3 separate regions of the Homo sapiens genome follow, and regions 2 and 3 are each linked to region 1. Evidence: chromatin loops called from intact Hi-C (ENCODE). Cell type or tissue: mammary epithelial cell. All regions are shown on one strand.

Region 1 (8,000 bases):
ATTATATTCTTTTCCCCCAAATATATATCTGATTTCCTTTACAAAGAGCAAAAAATATTTTTCCCACCAAGCTACAAGAAAACACATGTTATCTTTCCCAATAGGGCATCATCTATTATTGGTCTTTTGGAAAGCTAAAAAAAATGCTTCAAACAATATTCTAAACCCGTTTATTGTGTTTTGTCAGATGAAAAAAACTGATTTTGATTTATTATTTCATGTAGATATTATATAGACATTTGTGTTCGACATTTCCTGAGAAATATTTCCGTTTCTGAGGTCTTTTAAAAACGCACTTTTAGAAAACTTTATAATTTTTTTCTGTGCATGTATGTGTGGTGGCAGATGAGGAATTCTTTTAAGATCCTTCATGTTTAAGATGTTTAGTAACTAAAAATAATTTACTGGGAAATTATGAACTTTATAAAAGACCAACATTTGCTGAGAGTCAATTGCTTCCAATAGCCTTTTATTAAAGCCATTTTTCTATTCTTTCTTCTTATAATTACAGAATGTTTTAAATATGAGTAATTATACCTTGACGTATCTCGTGATTTAAAATGGACTTTTGAGAATGACGGCAAAGTGGTTTCTGCATTTCGTAATTCAATACAATCAAAAACAGTTAAAAAATATGTATACAACTGGATGTGTTATTCTTTCAAAAATCAGTCGTAAATATAGACCTTTTTTTGGGCGGGGAGAAGGGGTGGGTGAAATTTCAGATTGGAACGAAGTTACAACCCACATCAGGAAAATCGGCCCTTTAATGAGAGAAATGAAAAAGTCTTAATCACCAAAACCCCTCCAAAAATGACACTTTGAATTACATCAGAACTCTACATGGCAATGCAAAACGAGAGCCTTTCATCTGAAAAGTGAAATACTTAATGATTTCAATCAGTTCGTACCTCCCCTAATTTGAGATCTGCATAACGTATTCAGTGCCTGGATTTCTTTCATATCTCTAAAATATTTATAAAAACAATTCATTCTCTTGTTTTCTACCTACCTCCCCCCCTTTCAAGATGAAGGTAATTTGTTTTCTCTGGTAGAAGTTGCAGAGGGCAGCGGGGGATTGGGGAAGAGCAGTGTAGTTATAGAAAGCACCAAATGGCATTTCCAAGCTATCTGAGAATATTAACGTTTGAGTGTGTCAGATCTGCCCAGGGGCAGGAGGCTTAAGATCATTTTTCTCCGCTGAGGTTTAATGATTGAATGCATTTTGTCTGAAGGAAAAAAAAAGGAGGAAATAAATTTTTTGAAAAAGGTTTATATTTACAGAGAGTGCCTAACGAACTAGTTAACATTCTTACTATCAGGAAAGCCTAAACCATTCATAAATAAACCATTTTAAACCACCTTTACCCACATGCAGCACTCTTTCTTTCAGCTCCCTTTAGCAATTTGAAGTACAGGAGATTAAAGTCCTTTGGAAATTTCCAAGGTCAGACCTCAACTAAAATAGGATTAAGGGGGTAAGGGCGGGGGGGAGACAAAAATGAAGAGAAAGGTCTTATTCCCTTTTCCCCCTTCTCCTAACTATCTGAAATAAATCGGAAGTTATTTCTCGAAATCCTCCTTTCCCCTGGCCAGTGGCAGCTCTTCAAAAGCTTCTGAGACTGTTTAAAATTTTTCCTATCCCTTCCTCCCCCCATTGTAAGAAAAACAAGTAGAGTGAGGAAGGGAAGTTAAAAGGTTGACGTTAGGGTCCCTTCTAGGCAATACTCCAGGGAGCACTGTGACATTAAGAACTTTTGCTGAAAGCAGCTGCTAGTTTGATCATTACTGAAAGAAGAAAAATTCTGCAACATTGCAACCATTTTCTCTTTAGATGTTCCAAACCAGTATTCCAACAAAGGAAATGAAAAAGGGAAACCCACTCTTTCTCCCCTTTTCTTTCTGTGTTCCATATGTAATGTTTAATTTCGGCACCAAGGACATACAGCTTTGAATTAGAAAACACACAAAGATAAAACAGCTCTCCTGCCCACAACTCTGTAAATGTTTCTCTTTCTTTCTTCTTCCCTTCCTTCTCTCCTTCCCTCCCTTCTTTCCTTCCTTTTCTCTTTATCATCCCCCCATAAATGTTTTCCTCTTTCTTTTCCATTTTGCCTTCCTTCAACTTCTCTCTCCCTTGCTTTCTTCCCCCATCTGTCTTTCCTTCTCATTTCTAATTCCTCCCTACACATAAACAACGACAGAAACCACAACATCTTTCAGTCTACCTTGGTTGCATTTGTTCTTGCTCTTAATTTGATCCATTCTTTTACAGTCTTCCTGGACGTTGCTTGCCTTTTTGTTCATCAGATTTCAGCAAGGAGAGCTGTCTCGGTACATTTTGATAGATCTTAACAGTAATTATGTAGGGACTTCAAAGCAAAACTACTTATGTGCGCTCTCTTTTTCTCTATCTTTCTGCATGCGAGCGTGCAAACACACACGCTATCTCAATCCTAACCCCACTAAATCCATACAACAAAAAAATCCTTTTTAAACAGGGCAGAAAATTATGTGGAAATTAGCAGCTGGTATTTCGAATGTATGGTGATTGCAGAAACCTCCCCAAATTTCTGGGGGAAATAATGAAAGGACCCTATAAAGAAATAGTGCTTCTTATTTGACTAGTCTTCATTTAAAATGTTTTCAGTCATGCTTTGAAATTTCAACATTTTAGACTAGGGATCATGAATAACCTGCAATGATAAAAAAAAAAAAAAAAAAAGAGGCTGAGAGATAAATTAAATAGGATCTGCCAACATTGGGTCTGGTGCTGACATACGATTATTCCTAAATTGAATGATTTGGTCCTAGCAAATTTGTGCCTTTGAATAGGCCATTTTATGGCAAAGTACAAATATTTTAAAGAAGAGTTTTACGTATTAAATATTAAAAAACTAGACACAATTCTAGTTTTGTGTCTGCCTTTAAATAATCAGAGTTGGGCCATCAGGTTTCAAGGAAAAAACATTCATTCAATGAAATAATGAATAGCAAAGCTGGATGTTTCATTGACGAAATGTTTTCCAGGGATTTTGACTTTATTATAAATGAGGTTTTATCTCAGGAACTAAAAATACTAGAAAGGAAGGAAATCAACGAAGGGGCTGAAAATACTAGGAAATATTAACCAAGTCCTCCCCTTGAAGAAAGATCTGGAATTTGTAGATGCCTCTGAAAGTCTGAGCAAAGTACAAACAAAAGAAACTATTAGAATCCCAAAGACTTGTTCAGTGTAGAAAGCTTATACACATCCGACTAGTGAATGTGTCTTCTTCAGGGTGGGTGCTTTTGAGGATAACAGATCAAAACATGCACGTGTATATATGCAATGTGTATTACTTTTCATATATTTGTCAAAATTTACGTAGATGGCCATCTAGGAAAACTCCTACATGGTGCAGTTGGAAAGAGAGTATTTGATTTTTGCATGTTATCGACATACTTCCTGAGAATATTACAAATAAAAACATGTCATCCGTTCTTCTAAAGAAAGACATCTTTCTTCTCTCTATTGATTTTGGCAAATTTACTGTCTAATTTGAAACCTGAAGTAATAGAGGCAAAATAAACCCTAAAGAAGGACATCTAACTATGGGATTTTCCATTTTCTCTCTAAGAGATGGCACAGTTATTTAAAAAGGAGAACTCCCAGTGTTTCCTCTGGTTTTAAAGGACAACAAAAAATGTAATAGCCTGGAAAAAAGAAATGAGTCCATTTGATCTTAAGTAGAAATGCTTATTTTCATGGGAAACGCCTATCAACCTGATCTTGAAATATACCTGAATGAGCTGAATTCTTGCTCCTTTGGCAGCGCACTCATTCATTTCAGTTTCTTCTATTTTATTTTATTTTATTTTTTGCCTTTGTTCTGTTATGGTCTCGTAAGCTCTCAGAGGATCATAAATCTTTTTGCAAACTGTGATATGCTGATTTGGAGATCCAGATTAAAAGTGTGCAAAATTGGAGTTTCAAAGAGTTGCTATTATTATTATCTATTAACATAACACTGTAATAGTAATAACAAAAACATCAATAATAAAAGCAATTATAAAAGAGTCAGTCTTTCCCAGATTTTTCATTTTGCCTTTAAATAAAAAAAAAAGTGAAAAGAAGGCTTTGTTTCTAAATGCCTATTCCCAATAATGGAATAATGAGATATTAATATAGTAAAAAATTCATGCATTCCTATGCCTGAAGCTATACCATTAGATTCTTTTGGCAGCCTTGAAATGGGGTGGTGTGGGCATTTAGTGGTGTGGGCTAAGCAGGAAGATGTCTTATAAAAATAGTCAGCAGATGGCACTCCAGCCTCTGCTTACTAGTTTTGGACCTGATTTGGTTGCTGTGCTGTTCTTGGACGTTCAGACTAGGTTAGGGACAGGCACTTTGGGCCTGCTTTTGGATAGTTGAAGATACTGTCAAGAAATATAGAGAAGGAAGAAGGTAATCAAGTCAAGGAGCTGTATTTGGTGGTTGCTGGGCTGGCCGGCTCTTAAGAACCTTTTGCTAAAGCTAGAAAGGAACCATTTATCTTGGTATGGGTGTATTTTGCCCTGCCACACTGGGCGGGAAAAAAACTATTACGTCCTCAGATTATTCAGATTCTTTCAGGGATTCAGGAAAGAAATGAATTCTTTGGTTAGTGGTATAATTACAACACCTTCACATGCCCCGTGGTAATGGAAGACATTAAAAAAGTTTTCCTCAAACCTTTTCCCAAAAATTTCTGCTGAATATAAATCATCACAATAGGAATGCCGGTGGTAGTGGGAGAAAAGGGAGATGATCATGTGTGGTTGTGTGTTTGTGCAGTTGTGTGCATGTGCAGGGCATTGTTAGACATGACATTGTTAGAAATGGGAAGGCAATTGACAGAAGAATATGATGTTGAATGATGAGGATAATGGTTGAAAGCAAAAGTGACATATATTATGAAGGTAGAGTCAAATTATCTGAACTAAAACTGGGGATGCATGAACCAAAATTTTTTCTTGACCACTTCTCAGTGTGAGAGGCAAGGATGGGAATTAGTTCAGAGGCCAAAAGACTTTAAGTTCTGGGACAATGGATGATTATAGAAACACTGCTACAAAGCATCTAAAGTGGGAAGAGTCCTCAAAATCGGGGGGTGTGGGGTGATGGTATTTGGCCACCAAAGTTTGGGGAGAAAAGGGAAAAAGAAGTTTTCATTTTCACAGAGGATTCGAGGTCTTCAAAACACAGCTTCCAAGTGCAGTGAAAACCTCAATGTACTGGAACCTGGCCAATCAGAGCCAAAAAGGCAAATAACCAGGAAACAAGTGGCTATCAGGAATGTATTAACAACAGAAATAACAAAACTTTTTATGATACATCCTGGAGTCTAAGTGAACCAGTTCTTTATCTCTTTTGCATTTTCTGCAGCTCTAATTTTATATAAGACAGAAAAATCTATTTTTGTTTATTCAACATACTATTTTAGAATTACAAAATCTTAGTTAGAAAAGCTGGCGGTAGAATCCAAGCCCTTACTCAAGAAATGAATTCATCCCAGTACAGAAATAATAATTGTGGATCATAGGTCCTTTGTTGGAACCAGAAACTGTGCTTGGTGTTCTACATTTGTCATCTCATTTCATCTTCATCAAAATTCATGAGAGAGGTCTGTTCTCCCACTTTATAGGTGAGGAAACAGTCTCAGAGAGGTTAGGTCATTTGCCCAAGATCACATAGCCTGAAAGATAAAGCTAGAGTTTAAACACCTGGCAGAGTGAGCCTCAAACTAGGACATTTAAGCATGGTTTTCAAGTATACATTCTGAGGCAAGAAAGGGCTCTCTGTTAATGAAGAAAATCCATTGAACCAAAAGTCCCCTTGACCTTTCCTGGAGCAATGTCCCAGGGGAGAGAGATATTTGAGGTATTGAGAAATGGGAAGTGAAAACTTACTGTCCTAAGGAGATGCCATTTGGGTGGAGGCTGAGAGAAGCCAACAATTCTTTTTCTTTTAAGACAGTCTCACTTTGTCACCCAGGCTGGAGTGCAGTGGCGTGATCTCAGGTCATTGCAACCTCTGCCTCCTAGGTTCAAGCAATTCTTCTGCCTCAGCCTCCCCAGTAGCTGGAATTACAGTCATGCACCACCATGCCTGGCTAATTTTTATATTTTTAGTAGAGACAGGGCTTCACCATGTTGGCCAGGCTGGTCTCGAACACCTGACCTTAAGCGATCCGCCTGCCTTGGCCTCCCAAAGTGCTGGGATTACAGGTGTGAGCCACCGTATCAGGCCCAACAATTCTTGTATGGCAGTGAACTTTGCACCACAAGTCTCATAGAACAGAAGGATATCCAAGCCTGCTTAGGCCAGGCATGGTGGTTCATGCCTGTAATCCCAGCACTTTGGGAAATTCAGGCAGGAGAATTGCTTAAGGCCAGGAGTTTGGGACCAACCTGAGCAACACAGTGAGACATCATTGCTACCAAAAAAAAAAAAAAAAAAAAAAAAAAAAAAAATTAGCTGAACAAGGTAGTGTATGCCTGTAGTTCTAGTTACACAAGAGGCTGAGGCAGGAGGATTGACTGACCCCACAATGTTGAGGCTGCAGTGAACTGTTATTGTACCACCACACTCCAGCCTGGGTGACAGAGTGAGACCCCGTCTCTTAAAAAAAAAAAAAAAAAAAAAAAAAGTCCTGCTTACCTGATGAAGTGCCATATGGGATACAATAAGCCAAGGGTAAAATGGAGTTTTCTCAGGCTCAAAATTTGGAGGGAAAAGACTCTTCCAATTTTTCTGGCTCTCTTTCACTTTCCCCCACCATCTCAGTCCTAGTTCTTTGGAAACTGCCACACAGGATTACAATTGGAGGCCTAAGCCAGGGTCAGAGGGCCCTCCTGTCCAAGAATTTCTGCCTTCTTATTTGTTTTTCTTTTGCCTTCTGTCCTCACCCCAACCTTCTCTGTGACTTTGAAGGTTCCTTCCAAGTCTCTTGTCTTGGAAGCCACATTGGTTGGTTAAAGCTCTGAGGCAAAGTTAGCTTGCTTGGAGAACTACGAGCAGACCTGTTTGGCTGGAATTACTTTGTAGGAACAAGTTGATTTCCTTGTTGGAACAATACTTGGAGAGATTGATTCTTCTGTGCACCCTGGGGTTGGGAGTAAGGATTGGACTATGACTGCCTTCATTATAATGTTCAGTACCCTGCAACCCAACCATTCTAAGGAGGAAAATTCAACTTCTTCCTACCTGGACACTTCCTCCTCTACCCTGCTCCCATTTATATATTCACCCTGTTCATGCAACAACTACTCACTGAGGGCTTATTATGTGCCAGACTCTAAGACTCAGCATGTAAAGGATTCAGATCTGGTAGGGGTGATGAAGCAGTGAGTGGGCATTTATAATAGTGCCATCAGTGCTGAGGGACAGGGGTAGGCTGTAATTGCACCAAAAAGGTACTGAATTCAATTCTTCTAGAGGAAGGTGGAGAGAGGGAGCAAAGGAGGCTTCTTGGAGGATGTGACATTTAAGCTGAGACCTGACACTGAGTAGATTTAACCAGGTGAAAGGAATGGGGGGAAAAAAGGATCTTTCAGGTAGAGAGAGGAACACATGCGCAGGCATTGGTGGTAAGGTGGGGAAGCCAAGATGCCGTGCTAAGTCCAACTGTTCATTATCTAGATGGCAATGGAGAGCTATGGAAGGGTTTAGGGTGAGGGTTTGACTCAACCAACTCCAGCTATGGCTCAGTAGATTTGGAGAATTGTGTTTTCATAAGGAACATCATCTTTCCAAAATACCAGTGCCACCTCCATCCATAGCTAATGCTGTCCCAGGCTCTGGGATGCAGAGACTCAAGAGAAAAAAGGTTGCATAGTCTCTTATTCATAGCTGACTTGTAATGATTAAACCAAAGCAAAGCACAAGGGCCAGAATGCCCATCCCAGTAGCTGCAAAAATCAGGAAGAAATAAAACAAACCCAATGAAACAGTATCTTATAGGTTATTCTTGGTTCTG
Region 2 (8,000 bases), 1.1 Mb after region 1:
TTTATTTTTTATTTTTTTTGAGACAGAGTCTCTGTCGCCCAGGCTGGAGTGCAGTGGCACGATCTCGGCTCACTGCAAACTCCACGTCCCAGGTTCAAGCCATTCTCCTGCCTCAGCCTCCCGTGTAGCTGGGACTACAGGCGCCAGCCATCATGCCTGGCTAATTTTTTTTGTATTTTTAGTAGAGACGGGGTTTCATCGTGTTAGCCAGGATGTTCTCAATCTCCTGACCTCATGATCTGCCCACCTCAGCCTCCCAAAGTGCTGGGATTACAGGTGTGAGCCATCGCGCCTGGCCGACAAAAGTTGTCTTACTCATCAATGCAGCCTCGACACTTAGCATGAGATCTTGCACATGGTGCATTCCCCCTGCATTTATTTTATTATCATTTTTTGAGACAGAATTTTTGCTCTGTTGCCCAGTCTGGAGTGCAATGGCACAATCCTGGCTCACTACAACCTCCGCTTCCTGGGTTCAAGCGATTCTCCTGCTTCAACTTCCCGAGTAGCTGGGATTAAAGGCGCCCACCGCCATGCCTGGCTAAGTTTTTGTATTTTTAGTAGAGACGAGGTTTCACCATGTTGGCCAGGCTGGTCTAGAACCCCTGACCTCAAGTGATCCACCTGCCTCAGCCTCCCAAAGTGTTAGGATTACAGGTGTGAGCCAACATGCCCGGCCTGGTGCATTCTCAGTAATGGCCCTCAGTGTTCACCCTCTGGCAGCTTCTGGGTACACTAATGAAAACAACAGATTCCTTGTCAGCCCAAGCCGAATAATTAGGAAAACTAAACATCATCAAATCAACCCCAAAGACAAGAAACGAGAAATTCATTTGAACTTTTTGAAAATTTAGGGATTCTCTGCAGTGCTTTTTTTTCCCCAGGAGTTCAAGAATATTGTCATGAATGAACTTGAAAGACCCGGAAGTTCTGTCTCTTATAGCTGGGCACTTGGAGTGAAAGCCCCTACATTGAATACCCTTCTCGTGGTGCTGCAAGAGCCATCACTCTTGGGAACTTTAGCCCTTTTATTTTATAACATATTTTTTGTCTCTGTGATGTAGAACTGCATAGGATATATGTGGTTTAGCCAATACTTACAAAGTGAACATCAGTATTCACAGCATGCGAAACAGCAGCCCCCCAAACTCCCCAGGTATGCCTTCCTCTTCCCCACAAGTAGCCACTACCCTGAATTTGGGGACAATCATTTCCTTGCTTTTCTTTATAATTTTACCCCCTACATAAGGATCCTTAAGCAATAGAATTTAATTTGGCCTCTTTTGCTTTTGAACTTTATATAAATGCAACAGTGCTTGATGTGTTTTGGGGGTCTGGCTTCTTCCCCTCAACATTCCACCTGTGAGATTTCTCCATGTTGTTCGGGGTAGCTGTGCCATCCATTTTCATTGCTGAGTATATTTCATTGTATGGAGATGCCACTGTTTTCTCCATTCTACTGCTGATGGATGCTGGGGCTGTTTCTAGTTTGGAGCTACCATGCAAATAACGTGTGAGCAACGGTCTTGGCTCCATCTCCGTCTTTTGGAACACATGCACCTGAGTTTCTCTAGGGAATAAATCTGGGAGTGGAGGTGCTGGGTCCTAGAATCTGCATATATTGAACTTTACTACATAATGAGACACCAACCTCCATAGTGGTCACAGTACCTTTACTCTTGGTCTCCTGGGTAAGAATTGGAGACACTGGGAGTTTTCTTCTACAGCCTATCTCAATCTCCCCACAAAGGTACATTATAAATTTAAAAAGGAGGAAGAGAAATATTTCTAGTCCATAATCTCGAGTTGCCCGAGGGCTTTTTCTTTGACCTGCAGAGGCAAGTGGTTGCAGAGATGGAAGCAGGAATGAGGCGGTCCTCTCTTTGATGCCTATCTGAGTTTGGAGGGGGTGGGAGTGACATTTGGGCTTCTCTAGTGAGTCAACCAGGAAGAATCTTCCCAGCTGAGATCCATTTGCCCCACCCCAGGTAGCATAAGAAGGGGAGAGAAGCCGCTCTTCTGGGCAGTGTTCAGGGCAGAGCCTGATGGTGGCCTTTTGGCTCACATTTGTTTCAACAATAAAGACCTCATCGAGTATCTGAATTGTATTTTGTTCTTTTCCTCAAATGGAATACTTGTATGGTGCTTTCAAGTTGTGAAGATGATGCTGTATGTGTACACACACACACACACATTTATATATAACTGGTGAAATTTGTATGCATGTTAGATAATAGAAATAAAATAACTGTGCTGTGATTATGTAAGAGGAGAATGTTCTTGCTCTTAGAAGATGCACGCTGAAGAACTAAGGGATAGAACTTCTTGATGTTTTCAACTTGCTTTCAAAATGGTTCCACAAAAATAACAATCATAACATGTATGTAGATATAGGTGTAGGTAGATAGGTAGATACAAGTATATGCGTAGGTATATAAATAGATATGGGTATGGGCATAGGTATATAGACATAGGTACAGGTATATAGATAGATATAGGTATAGGTGTAGGTACATAGGTAGTTATACGTATAGGTATAGGTATACACATAGATATAGATACAGTTGTAGGTATATAGATAGATATAGCTATAGGTATATAGGTATATATAAGTATAGGTGTAGGTATACAGGTAAATATAGGCATAGGTATGTAGGTAGATATAGGTATAGGCATAGGTATACAGGTAGATATAGATATAGTTGTAGGTATATAGATAGATATAGATATAGTTGTAGGTATATAGATAGATATAGCTATAGGTATATAGGTAGATATAAGTATAGGTGTAGGTATACAGGTAGATATAGGTATAGGCATAGGTATGTAGGTAGATAGAGCTATAGGCATACATATATAGATAGATATAGATCTAGGTATGTAGTTAGATATAGGTACAGGCATAGGTATGTAGGTAGATATAGGGACTGGCACATGTATGTAGGTAAATATAGGTACAAGAGTAGGTATGTAGGTAGATATAGGTACAGGCATAGGTATATAGGTAGATATATGTATTGGCATAGGCATATTGGTAGATACAGATAGGTAGACATGGGCATAGCTGTAGGTATATAGAGAGATAGGTATAGGTGTAGGTATATAGAGAGATAGGTATAGGTGTAGGTATATAGAGAGATATAGGTATAGGTGTAGGTATAGATAAAGCGAATGTGGCACAATGTTGGCAATGCTGAATCTGACTGAAGGGAGTATAGGACTTCATTGTACTATACTTGCAACTTCTCTCTTTTTATTTTTCTTTTAAAATATAAAGCTAAAAGTTACCTCCAAATCCCACTGCCCAAAGGTAACCACTGTTTATATCGGATGGATCTCCCACATAACTCTGAGAATGTACACGCACATGTGGTGCACACACACAGACATACACACAGACGCAATTTTGTTTTTTTTCTTTTAATTTTTATTTTAGGTCTGGGGTTATATGTAAAGGTTTGTTACATAGATAAACACATGTCACAGGGGTTTGTTGTACATATTATTACATCACCCAGGTATTAAGCTCAGTACCCAATAGTTGTCTTTTCTGCTCCTCTCCCTCCTCTGACCCTCCCCCCTCAAGTAGGCACCAGTGTCTGCTGTTCCTCTCTGTGTTCATATGTTATCATTTAGCTTCCACTTATGCATAAGAACATGCAGTATTTGGTTTTATATTCCTGTGCTAGTTTGCTAAGGATGATGGCCTCCAGCTCTATCCATGTTCCCACAAAAGACATGATCTCGTTTTTTTATGACTGCATAATATTCCACGGTGCATAGGTACCATATATTTTTTTATCCAGCCTGTCATTGATGGGCATTTAGGTTGATTCCGTGTCTTTGCTATTGTGAACAGTGCTGCAGTGAACATGCACATGCATGTGTCTTTATGGTAGAATGAGGCAATTTTGCATACATGGGGTTGTACTACACTTGCTGGCTTGCACACTTGGTTTTTATTCAAGAATATATTGTTGTTGTCTCTTCATGTCAAAGTTTATTCACATTAGGTCAAGGTTGCTCAGCATTTGTTAATACAAGAACCCTTAAACTTATTTAACCAGTTCTGTTTGGTTGGTTTTGCCCTATTGTTGAACTTTCTATTTTTCCAATTTTTCTGCTATTATAAACAACACTGCAGTGAACATCCTTCCACACAGATCTCTGCTTGCATGTCCCAATAAGTTTTTTGGTATAATCAAGTACTTTTTAAAAAAAGTTTAAAAATTTTTAGTGAAAAACTTCATTGTGTGCTTAATCGGTTTTTTTTTTTGTTTTTTTTTTGGACAGAGTCTTGTTCTGTCACCCAGGCTGGAGTGCAGTGGCATGATCTCAGCTCCCTGCAACCTCTACCTCCCAGGTTCAAGTGATTCTCCTGCCTCAGCCTCCCGAGTAGCTGGGATTACAGGCATGCATCACCATGCCCAGCTAATATTTGTATTTTCAGTTGAGATGAAGTTTCATCATGTTAGCCAGGCTGGTCTCCAACTCCTGACCTCAAGTGATCCTCCCGCCTTGGCCTACCACAGTGCTGGGATTACAGGCCTGAGCCAATGTGCCTGGCCTTCATTTTAAATGACTATTTATTGTGTTTTGATCCTTACTGTTTGCCCACAGTGCTTTACTTTACATGTTCTCATTTAATTTTTATAACGTCACCACGGTGTGGTTACTGACATTATACATATTTTAAAGATGAGGAGACAAAGGCTTAGAAAGGTTAATGACTTATTCAAAGTCATGCAGCCAGCTTTATCTAATTCCAGAAGTCTGGGGCTCTTAAACGATTGGCTTTGCTTAAAGTAAGAGGCGCCTGCAATTTCCTTCTATGATCAAACCACACAAAAGCCAGGCTGATTAGACTTTTGAGGTCCCCCAAAGGTCATGACCAGAATTGAGGTGGGCGTAGTGAGGCCCTGCAGATTCTGCTGGAGCTCTGCTGCCCCCTGGTGACAATGCTCTTTCATTGCTTAGATGGTTAGTCCCTTGGCAGCGGCCAGTTGTAGTTAAACTCACACTCTTTAGGTAACAATAAGACTAGCAATGGAATGGTCATTATCTAAATATTTACTGAGACTCTTCACCGAGCGTTACATACACTATCAATCCAAGCCTTGCAACGCAAGAGTTATCCCCATGTCAGAGAGAAGAAACCAGGGCTCAGAGAAGTTAACCCCTCCAAGGTCAAGCGGCTTACTAGTTGCAAAGCTAGAGTTCCATTCCAATTCTCGCTGGTCCTTAAGTGTACACCCTTTCTACTGCCCCATACGTCTTCCTGATCTGGCACAAAGCAACATCCCGGAAATCCTTCAGTAAACTTAATCTGAGCCAAAGACAGTTTGGTACAGAGATCTCAAGTATGGATTCCAGGGTCTGATAGTCCTAATCTTAATCCTGCCTCTGCCACTTTCTTGCTGTATGACCTTGAGGAAGTCACTTGACCTCTCAGAGGGCCATGTGAAAACAGGGATGCGATAAGTAATGCAAGAAAAGGGCTCAGCCCAGGCGCTGGCATTGAAGAGGCAGCCAGTGAACTAAAGCTTCATATCAAGGGAATAACATGAGGCCAGGACTGAGAAATAGCACGAGAATGAGGCCAGTGCACTTAGAAGAGAGGCGGAGAGAGTTTGGGAGAGTCGAGTTGAAACCAGGCTCTGTTACTGACACAATGTGAAGAGGTCCCTTTGCTCTCTGGGACTCTGTTTCCCGTCTGTCAAAGGCATTCTTTCTAAAGCTACTTATTGACATGCAGCCACTGCTCTTGGACTAAGGCAGATGCTGAGCCTCACAATTTTCTCTTTTCTAAAATGAGAACGAAAATATACAACTATTCACAGCATTTTTTTTTTTTGAGACAGAGTCTCATTCTCTCGCCCAGGCTGGAGTGCAGTGGCATGATCTTGGTTCACTGCTACCTCTGCCTCCCAGGTTCAAGCAACCCTCCCACCTCAGCCTTCCAAGTAGCTAGGAATACAGGCACATACCACCACGCGCAGTTTCACCAGGATGGCCAGGCTGGTCTCGAACTCCTGGCCTCAAGTGATCCACCCACCTTGACCTCCTAAAGTGCTGGGGTTACAGGCATAAGCCACTGTGCCCAGCCATATTCACAGTATTCTTATGAGGCATCAAATATGATGGTGCCTGAAAGTGGCTGTTTTGTTAATAAAAGGGGTACATGAGCTCTGGTCTCAGCAGTCAAGGAGAGGAGCTTGGATGTCTTGAGGGAATGAAAAGAGGTAAACTGATGACTAACATTTGTTGAAGGTTTAATATTTAATATTTGCCAAGCACTTTTCTGAGCATTCACAAATATTAACTCATTTAATGGTCACATCAGCTTTATGAGAGAAGCAATTTTACTGGTTGGCTGTTATGGGTGATGGTGGGCCATGTGACCCAGAGTTGGCCAATCACAGATTCCCATGTCCTGGCCTCAGTGATTAGCTCAGGGAGAACCATAAAACCCCAACCTAACCAATAGGATCATTTCTAGGCATTATGTCCCTCAATGCTGGAGGCAAAAGGCTTTTCTTTTTAGCTTTGGGGTGCTGAGGTGATTGATGTCACTCACCTGAAGCTGCCTGGAGCTATGCTGTAGCCAGGAAAACCCAGCTAAATAGCTTTAGAATGAGACCAATGCATTGAGAGGCAAGGCAGAAGAGAGTTAAAGAGGGCTGAGTTGAGACCAGCCAATATTGTTAGAATCTATGTAACCACGTTTTCCTTTCCACATACGTAAATCAGTGAATCTCATTTTTCTCTTAAAGCTAGTTTGAGTTGGGATTCTGTCACATACAACTATTGACTCTCACCAATGCACATATATTAGTCCACTTTCGCACTGCTATAAAGAAATACCCAAGACTGGGTAATTTATGAAGGAAAGAGGTTTAATAGACTCACAGTTCCACCTGGCTGGGGAGGCCTCAGGAATCTTACAATCGTGGTGGAAGGCGAAGGGGAAGCAAGCACCTTCTTCACAAGGTGGCAGGAGAGAGTGAGTGTGAGAAGGAGGAAGTGCCAGACTTTAAAACCATCAGCTCTCGTGAGAACTCACTATCACGAGAACAGCATCGGGGAAACCACCCCCATGATCCAATCGCTTCCCTCCCTCCACACCTGAGGATTACACGTCCCTCCGTAATCCCCACCTCACTGTGGGGATTACAATTGGAGATGAGATTTGGGTGGGGACACAGAGCCAAACCATATCAGCACATACACAAATAATGCTAATAGTTATGGCCACCAACATAGTAATATTAATAATAACGTCCTTCTAGATGATTGGCATTTGACATGGTCTTCAAGACTCAAACATTATCCCCCCTGTGAACCCTTACTGGAGGGACTTCTTCTGGGTGAAGGTAGTCACTTTATAATGAACAGATTTTACACCATTTTCGTCATTGTTGTGTTTTTTATTCTATTGAATTGTAAAGTCAGATGCACCTTGCTTTTACGTCTTCTTGACTTTGCTCATTCTGTTTCTTCCAACTGATTTGTTCTCTTCTTCCCTATCTGTAAGAAATCAGTTTTGCAGTTATAAAGAGGACCAGCTTCTGAATCAAACAGAACTTGGTTCAAATTCTGCCTCTTCTACTTCCTAGCTCTTTGACCTGGGTCAAATCACTTCCCTCTCTGAGCCTCAGTTTTCTCATCCATAAAAATGGGTATTCTAATGGTACATGATACACGGGATTGATGGGATTTGGTTAAATTCTGGAAGTTATCTATAATTGCCAGTGAATTATTTAATATTATTTTATTATGGAAAGCTGTTTCTTGGTGGTGTTTGCGGTTGTGGTCAAAGTTCAATGGAGAGGGGGGTGGATTGGAGGAAATGCCTCTGTTTGAATTTTCCCATCACAAATTTCAATCTAAGTTAATCAGCATGTATATCAGGGGCTTAGCGTAAGCTACCATTTATCCCCAGAGATGAAGGAATTCCCATAAAACCTTAGGCTTCCAAACAAACATCTTCCCACACTCAG
Region 3 (8,000 bases), 120 kb after region 1:
TGAACATCCCATTGTGCAGTGGAGCTCAAAGCCTCAGAGAATTGAAGGCACTTGTGCATGGTTGGACCCCAAGTTATCTGGGGTCTGACACATAGTGTTTGCCCAACAGATGATTGCCTCAGCCTAAGAACTGGCCTCCCTAGGTGGCCCCACCCCAGCCAGGAACTGGGGGAGAAGCCTTCAGACTCCATCATGATAGAGGATGAGATTTTGATGTATATAGGTTTCCTCCCTCCTCTCTCCCTCTCTCATATTCTTTCCTTCCCTCCCCTCCCTCCTCCCCTCCCCCTCCTCTTCCTCTTCCCCTCCCCCCTCCCCCCTCCCCCTTCCCTCCCTCCTCCCCTCCCCCTTTCCCTTCCCTTCCTTCCCCTCCCCTTTCTCCCCTTTCTTGCCTCCCTTTCTCACTTCTTCCCTTTCTCCTTCTTTCTCCCTCCTTTCCTTCTTCCTCCATCTCTTCCTTTCTCTTTCCTTTCCACTCTTCTTTCCATTCTTAAACTCTTAATGAGCACGTGGGACAAGCCAGGCATTGGGCCTAAACACAGGATAATGTAGGACTGTATCTTCCTTCATGTCTCGCCACAGGATGACATACGCAGCAGGCATTTAATATGTTGCCTGTCTTTTGTGCTGTGGAAATGATCATTAAACTGATTAATCCATCAAAACTCTTTCATGTTTCAACTTTCATTTTTTAAAAAACAAGACCAAACCAAGCATTTCCCCTCAGCTAAAATATTTTACACGTGGCCACAGTAGAAAATTGGTCCCTGCAGAAAAGTACTGAGAAGAATATAATAATTATTAATACTACTGCCACTAAATTTAACCACTGTCCACATGATGCTGAATTTCCTTCCAGTCTCTTTCTTCTGCAAGACGTATATTTATTTTGTGTAAGTAAACTCATTCTGAGTGTATATATTTGTGCATTCTGCTTTCATAACAAGTGTATTTTTCTATTAAGCAAGTGCAGTGTCTCCATTAGTCATTTATTTCTTCATTCACTCAATCAGCATATACTTTTGGAGCACCCACTGTGTAATCGTCCTAGATGCTGGGGACACAGAAGTGAATGGCATGAACCCAAATACCTGCCTTCTCAGATCTTACTTTCTAGTTCAGAGAAATAGTACACAAAACAAATGCAAAAAATATATAGGTGTGAGATGGTAATACTAGATGTGATGAAGAAAAATAAAGCAGGAAAGGAGGAAAGAGTTCCTGTGTGTGTGTGTGTGTGTGTGTGTGTGTGTGTGTGTGTGTGTATGTGTTTAAATTGTAAACAGGGTAGCTGGAGAAGGCCTTAATGAGAAACTGGCACCTGGGCCTAGAACTGAAGGAGGTGAGGGAGTCAGCAAAAAGAACATCCAGGCAGAGGGAACCACTGTGCAAAGGCCCCGGGGTGAGTGTGTGCGGGTGCATTTGAGGCACCTCATGGAGGCCACAGTGGCTAGAAGGGAGTGGCCGGGGATGGGGAGAGTGGTAGGAGTTGGTGTGAGAAAGATAGCAGGGAGCAGATTTCTGAGGGCTTGTACGACCCTGTGAGCTAGGGTGAGGACTGTGACTTTCATTAAAAGTACGATGAGAAGCTGTCAGAAAGTTTTGAAAGCATAAGCATCATGTGAATTGATCTGTGATTTTAAAACTGATCTCTAGCTGTTGTGTTTATCATAGGCTGTGATGATTAATATTAGGTGTCAACTTGATTGGATTGAAGGATGCCTAGATAGCTGGTAAAAGTATTGTTTCTGGGTGTGTCTGTAAGGGTGCTGCCAGAGGAAATTGACATTCGAGTCAGTGGAGTTGGCGAGGAATACCCATCCTCAGTGTGGGTGAGCACCATCCAATCGGCTGTGAGTACAGCTGGAACAAAGCAGGCAAAAGAAGGTGGGATGACCTTGCTTGCTAAGTGTTCTGGCTTTCATCTTTCTCCCAAGCTGGATGCTTCCTTCCGCTCTTCCTGCCCTTGGACATCAGACTCCAGGTTCTTCAGCCTTTGGACTCTTGGATTTATATCAGTGATTTGCCAGGGGGCTCTTGGGCCTTGGGCCACAGACTGAAGTCTGCACTGTTGGCTTTTCTATTTTTGAGGCTTTTGGACTCAGACTGAGCTACTACTGGCTTATTTCTTCCCCAGTTTACAGAGAGTCTATCATGGGACTTCGCCTTGTGATGGTGTGGGTTAATTCTCCCTAATAAACTCTGTCTCATATATACATAGATCCTATTAGTTATGTCCTTCTGGAGAACCCTGACTAATACATAGGCTGTAGGAGACATAGATAGAAGCCAGGAGTTCAGATGGAAATAAGCCAGATGAAAGGTGACAATCACCAATTCTTAGTATGACCTTCAGTGTTAATGAAGGCATGATATTCTGCCATGTGGCTGTGTTATAATTTACCTAGTCGTTTTTCTAGAATTGGACGTGTGATTATTTCCAATTTGTATTCCTGTCCCACCCTTACTTATGAACCCACCTGAATAATTTTTTTCAATTCCATTCCCAACTGAAATATCATATTCTCTCTGACCCTATTAGGAAAGATTGTGTGAATTGAACAGTGCTTAGAAACAGGGCAGAGGCCTTTCTTCCTGGTGGTGTGGATAGGCTGTTTCCTGGAGAAATTAGGCTACACTGACAGTCATCTCGTTGTGTCTCCCTTTTGCAGATTTGGGGATCTGTAGGGATGCTGTTGGTGCCTTACCTGATCCCCTGGGATCCTCTTTGGCAACTGAGTCTGCATCACCCAGCTGTTGTGTAGGGTGCTGCTAACTGCTCATACCTCCAACCCTTCTTCAGAGAATTGCTTTGGAGTGACTGGAGCCACTTTGCCTGCAGGAAACTGAGAGTTTTACATTCCCTTCCATGGCAGCCCATAGTCAGTGACTGGCATATGCTGGGGTACAAAAGTCAAGTCTCCTCATCTCAAGGTGTGCAGTGCCATTAACACCCCAGGGCTCCTGGTCAGATCAGGATGAGGCTAGATTTTACCTGAAACCACATCATTGCCTGACTTCTTCCACTTTTCTATCTTGTTTCTTCCATACCAATATAGGTTTCTCTTAAGGGCACTCAATAAATCACTGGCACCTAATCCTTGTCCCAGGCTCTGCTTCTAGGGCATCTGGCCTAACCTAAGACAAGGCTATTTGTCCTATGTATAATCAGTCAACACAGATACAGACACACTACCTATTGTTTTCTTTATTCTATTTACTTGCCTTGATGCCAATGTGCTCTGTTATGTCATTGATTCATGCATTGATTTTCAATTTAAACAGCACCCAAAAGTATAATGATACCCTTCCTAAATGCATAGTGTGTTTTTCAGCATCAGAAAATGTGGGTTTGAGTCCTGGCTTCCCTATTTTGCTAACTCTACACCCTGGGCAGTTCCATGGCCTCTTTGAGCCTCCGTTTTCTCAGCTGTGAAATGGAAGCAATAGTAATGTTATCTCAAGTCAGGCACATGAAAAGCACTTTGCTTCTGAGAACAGTTATGATTCACCATAAATATGGCAGTTAAAGATGATAATTGGGAAGTATTGATCTGAATTTTCATCAGATTTCTGAGATATGGTTTTACATGGATGCTTGGCCCTTTTAATTTCATACATGAAAAATCTCTCTCCAATTCATAAATTTCACCAAAAATTTGGGCTCAGGGCCACCTTTATTCAAGGGTTTCAGGTACAACATTACCACCAGGTGGTAGTGTGGTTATATGTCCTGAGCAAAGCAATTTGTCCCCCATCTTCCAAAACTACTACAAAGGTTTTGTGATATATTCCATTCTATATACTCCTACCCTCTGTAAAAGCACAATAAAGTCATGCAGAATTCTCCAATGCAAGTTGTACACTTGCCAAGATATTTTTAAAAATTCATTTGCAGGCTGACTAAGCAAAACTGTTTGAACAACTGCAACTAGGCTCTCTTGGAGCAAAACCAATAAAAATATCAACCAGGTGGTAAATTATGGAATGTATAGATTGGGAGGAAGTTTCCCTAGATGAGTTTTGAAGAAGGTTTATCATAGGAAGTGGATGAAACCCAGGATGTTGTTTCCATACAAAGGCTGGCATGTGCCACTTGTCATACTTAAAATTCCATTCCATGCAGAATTTGGCCTACAGTAGGTGCTCAACAAATGTTAAAGAATCAATCAGTTCATCAATCAATCAGCCCACACATGCATGAATAAATGATTAAGGACTGTAATGGCAGAATGTATTTTATCTGTAGGATAAGCATTAAGAAACTCATCTGATGTAGACATGTGCTTTAGTTTTTGGGGAGAATGAACTCGATTGAACAAGCAATGTAAATAGGGTTGAGGTGTCAATTATCTGTGAACTTCCTTTTTAAGCTGAGAACTTGAAGAAGGAAACTGTTTGGAAAACTCTGCTGTAGCTGTTAGGAACTTCCTGGGCCCTGAACAAAATCAGTCTTGACTCCACAGTGTGAAAGAAGGGAGGAAATCTTAAAGCTCTGATTTTCTTTCCCCCAAGATACCAATTTCCCTTGGCCAGTCCTCATTCTCCATTCAATGATCTAACCTAGGCAGACTTGCAGCCCTCCTTCTAATTCCCTGTAGCAAATCTGAGACCAGGACAGGATGTCAAATAGCATCTCCCTAAAGGCTCTGGGATGGCACAAGGGAAATAAACTGAGAGGACATTGAGAAGAAATAGATGATTTGTCCCACTAGCTAAGTTACATTCCTCTTTGGCTTGAAGTGTCTTTAGGGTGTCTTTCTGCCTATTTCCTGGCTATTGATGAAGCAGAAGCCAACGTTTTCCAACAAGCTGGAGGTATTCCTGATGACATCTAGGCTGCTTGAAGTTGAGATTCGGGGGAACTGGGCCTAAGGAAAGGAAGGACTTTTCCCTCTTGTGTTTGTGTTAGCTAAAAATGCAAATGACTGCAAATCATGGAAAACCTAATGACAGAGGCTTAAATCACCCACATATCAGAAGTCCTTGTGAGTATGCAGTAGATTGTTGGCATTGGCTCAGTAAGCCAATAGTATTCTTTTGAGAGCTCCTGGGATTCTCTTGGGCTCTCCCTCATGGCCACAAGATGGTTACTTCCTGCATTGCCAGAGGGGAAAGAAGAAAAGGGAAAATGGGAAGGTCCAGGTTAAGGCTGTCTCTTTTTATCAAATTATATATAATGTTTCCAAAATTCTCCCTTGCCGGCTTTCATTTCTGTTTCCTGAACAGGACTAGTCCCATAGCTGCAAGGGAGGCTGACCGTGTTTCGCTTTCTAGCCTCTACAGCGGATGGTAGCCAGGGAGAAGGGAGGAGGAATAACTCTTGGGTCTCTAGTCAGTAGTGTTGGCCCAGTTTCTACAGCCTGCTTTCCAAGTTCCTATTTCTTACCTGGGTACCTGCATCTTACCTGATAATTCACATCTTGAATGCCCACATATATGAGAAGACGCCACTCACTTTCTGCCACAAGAAGCACCATAACAATCAGACCCAGATCTGTCCATGCGAGAGATACCCAAAGACAACAGCTAACATCTGCTGAAGACTTACTTGCCAGGCACTGTGCTAGGTATATCACATTGAACTTTTTAAAACCCTAAAAATAACTTTGAAATCACTCCATTTTACAGACGAAGAAACCAAGGCCCAGTTTTGTCGAGGGACTTGTCTGACTAAAAAGAGACATATTTTGGATTTGAACTAAGGCAGTGTCATGGTCTTAGCCATGATCTTAGCTGCTATAGGCATGTACTCAGCTGAGTTCATTCAAGGCTGGCTTCTCTGCTATCGCAGCAACCAGTGACCATTTTCCTTCTTAGTCACAGACATGCCTGGGGTCCCTGCACCCACCCTGCTTTCAGGATCTGTTGATGCTATTCTTCTAGGCCGGCAGTAAAATGACATTTATGAGGATTTTTCCCTTTGAAGTGGGAGTGTTTGCGCATTTCACTTTAAAGCAAGGGAAAAAACAAGAGCTCAAGCAGATAAATAACTGCAGCCTTGGAGAAAGAGCGTGACGCCTACGGATGCAGTCTCTACTCATGTCAGGTCATCTTAGACGGAAAGATCTTTATTCGTCTCTCTCAGCTGACACTTTTTATGAACTGCTTGCCCCCACTTCCATCTCCTGTACTTATAAACAAACTGCCGACTTTTGATTCTTTTTTAGTTCTTCTCCTCTGTAAATGTTTCTTTCTTTTGCCCTGTATGTTTCTTTGGGGTGAAGGGACATGTTTCCCATTTCTCAGGTTACAGTATTTGCCCCGAAGATTTGGAGTGAGATAGAATTTTGGAATATTGGTGTTGCCACTTACTAGTTGTTTGACATTGCGGCGGGGGGCCGGGGAGGGGAGGGTGGAAACTTCTCTGAATCTCAGTTTCCTCCTCTATAAATTGGGCATGATAATATCTGCCTTCAGGATTGTTGGGGGAGTCACTCTAGAATGGTAAATTTCCTGAGGAAAGGAATATGCTATTTCTACCTTTTCTAGACTAACTGCAGAATCTCATTGGCCCTCCCTCAAATTTTGATATGTTCACTTATGTGTTATACATTACAATATGCTATCGTATCCTAGTCATCCATTCTCCATCCAGCACTCATTCATCCATCCATCCATCATCCATCCATCCATTATCCATCCACCTGTCCATCCATCCATCCATCCATCCATATCTATGCATCTATAGGTGATGTGTCTTTAGAATATACCACTAACTTCTTCCACTGCTATCACCTGGGAAACTCATGCCATTTCCCCCCTGGATTATTCCGGCAGCCTCCTAACTAGCCTTTCTGCCCTCACCTGTGTTGCCCTAAAGTTCTATTTTCAACACAGAGGCCAGATTTATTTTGTTAAAATATAAAATTGTGTCACTTTTTGCTCCAAATCCCCCAATGATTCCCATCTCACTCACTGTAAAAGCCTAGTTTTTATTATGGCCTGCCATCATCTCTGACCCCATCTCATACTTCTGTCTCTCTCTGTTCCAGCCACATGGGCACCCTTGTTGCCCCTTGAATCCTCCAGGCATGGTCCTGCCTTGGGGACTTTGCACCTGCTGTTCTTTCTGTCTGGAATGCTCTTTCATCAGATATTCTTGTAGAGTCCTTACTCCCTCAGGGCTTTGCACAAATATCCTCTTCTCAGTGAGATCTTCTCTGATGGTCCCATTTGATATTCCCACCCCTTTTCTACCCCCACAACTCATAAGCCTCTTCTTTTTCCTCTGTGTTTCCTCTTTAGCATTTATTACCATTTAACATACTACATACTGTATTTATTGTCTCTCTCTTCCACCATGATATAAACTTTGTGATGGCAGAGACATTTGTCTGGTTCTTTGCTACATTCCTTTACTTACATTCCTATTACCTAGAAAATGCTTGGCATAAAGTAGGTCCTCAGAAAATGTGTTGAATAAGTGTGTGTGTGTGTGTGTGTGTGTGTGTGTGTGAAACACCCACCATCATGTAATATTGGAAGAAAGAACCTTACCCAAAAGAAGGTTTATAACATATATAAAAAGTCTTTACAGTATGTGTCCACTTAGAGACAGCAATATTACTTTCCCAAATGTTTTCTAAGAAAATCTTCATGGATGTGTCTAAGAGCCAATTTAGCTCTAAAGATGTTCATTCATGCATTATTTATGATTAAAAAATGAAAACAACTAAAATGTCTGAATAGGGGAATAATTAAATTAAAGGGTTCTATATGCAGGCATTTGTGAAATGCTGTAGTGCTAATTGACATAGAGTGTCCATGTCAGGTTAGAAAGCACATGAATGCATGAAAAGATACTGCTGTAGTTTGAATGTCTTCTCCAAAACTCATGCTGAAGTGTAATTGCCAAGGTAATGGTTTGGGAGGTAGGGACTTTAAGAGACGATTAGGTCATAAGGACTCCACCCGAATGAGTTAATACTGTTATCAATGGAGTGCGTTAGTTATCGAGTGAGTGGGCTCCTGGCAAAATAATAATCTGGTCCCCATTT

The links. Peaks named below come from ENCODE experiments on the same cell type or tissue, not always from the same donor. Only the 100,000 strongest peaks of a DNase experiment are listed, where the experiment ranks them.
Region 2: a loop joins it to region 1, with 13 times the contacts of the local background. A loop is called at or near these places in 7 of 110 quality-filtered maps.
Region 3: a loop joins it to region 1, with 9 times the contacts of the local background. A loop is called at or near these places in 19 of 110 quality-filtered maps.

The regions. Positions count from the first base shown.
Region 1 is chr12:115,749,619-115,757,618 of GRCh38, reverse strand. All of the region lies in intron 1 of LOC105370003 (a long non-coding RNA gene), which reads left to right. Among named protein-coding and RNA genes, the nearest start is that of LINC02463, 130 kb to the left of the region's middle. In mammary epithelial cell, a CTCF peak has its summit at 4,288 (motif pointing right); a DNase peak (open chromatin) is centred at 4,328; H3K4me3 peaks cover 2,811 bases; H3K27ac peaks cover 3,865 bases.
Region 2 is chr12:114,622,331-114,630,330 of GRCh38, reverse strand. It overlaps LOC124903026 (a long non-coding RNA gene), which reads right to left. Exons shown (of 2, transcript XR_007063470.1): 2 at 7,407-7,527. Among named protein-coding and RNA genes, the nearest start is that of TBX3-AS1, 56 kb to the left of the region's middle. In mammary epithelial cell, a CTCF peak has its summit at 4,948 (motif pointing left); no DNase peak of the experiment used is centred here.
Region 3 is chr12:115,628,276-115,636,275 of GRCh38, reverse strand. The region is part of intron 1 of LOC105370003 (a long non-coding RNA gene); the gene reads left to right. All of the region lies in intron 2 of LOC105370002 (a long non-coding RNA gene), which reads left to right. Among named protein-coding and RNA genes, the nearest start is that of LINC02463, 250 kb to the left of the region's middle. In mammary epithelial cell, a CTCF peak has its summit at 3,704 (motif pointing right); no DNase peak of the experiment used is centred here.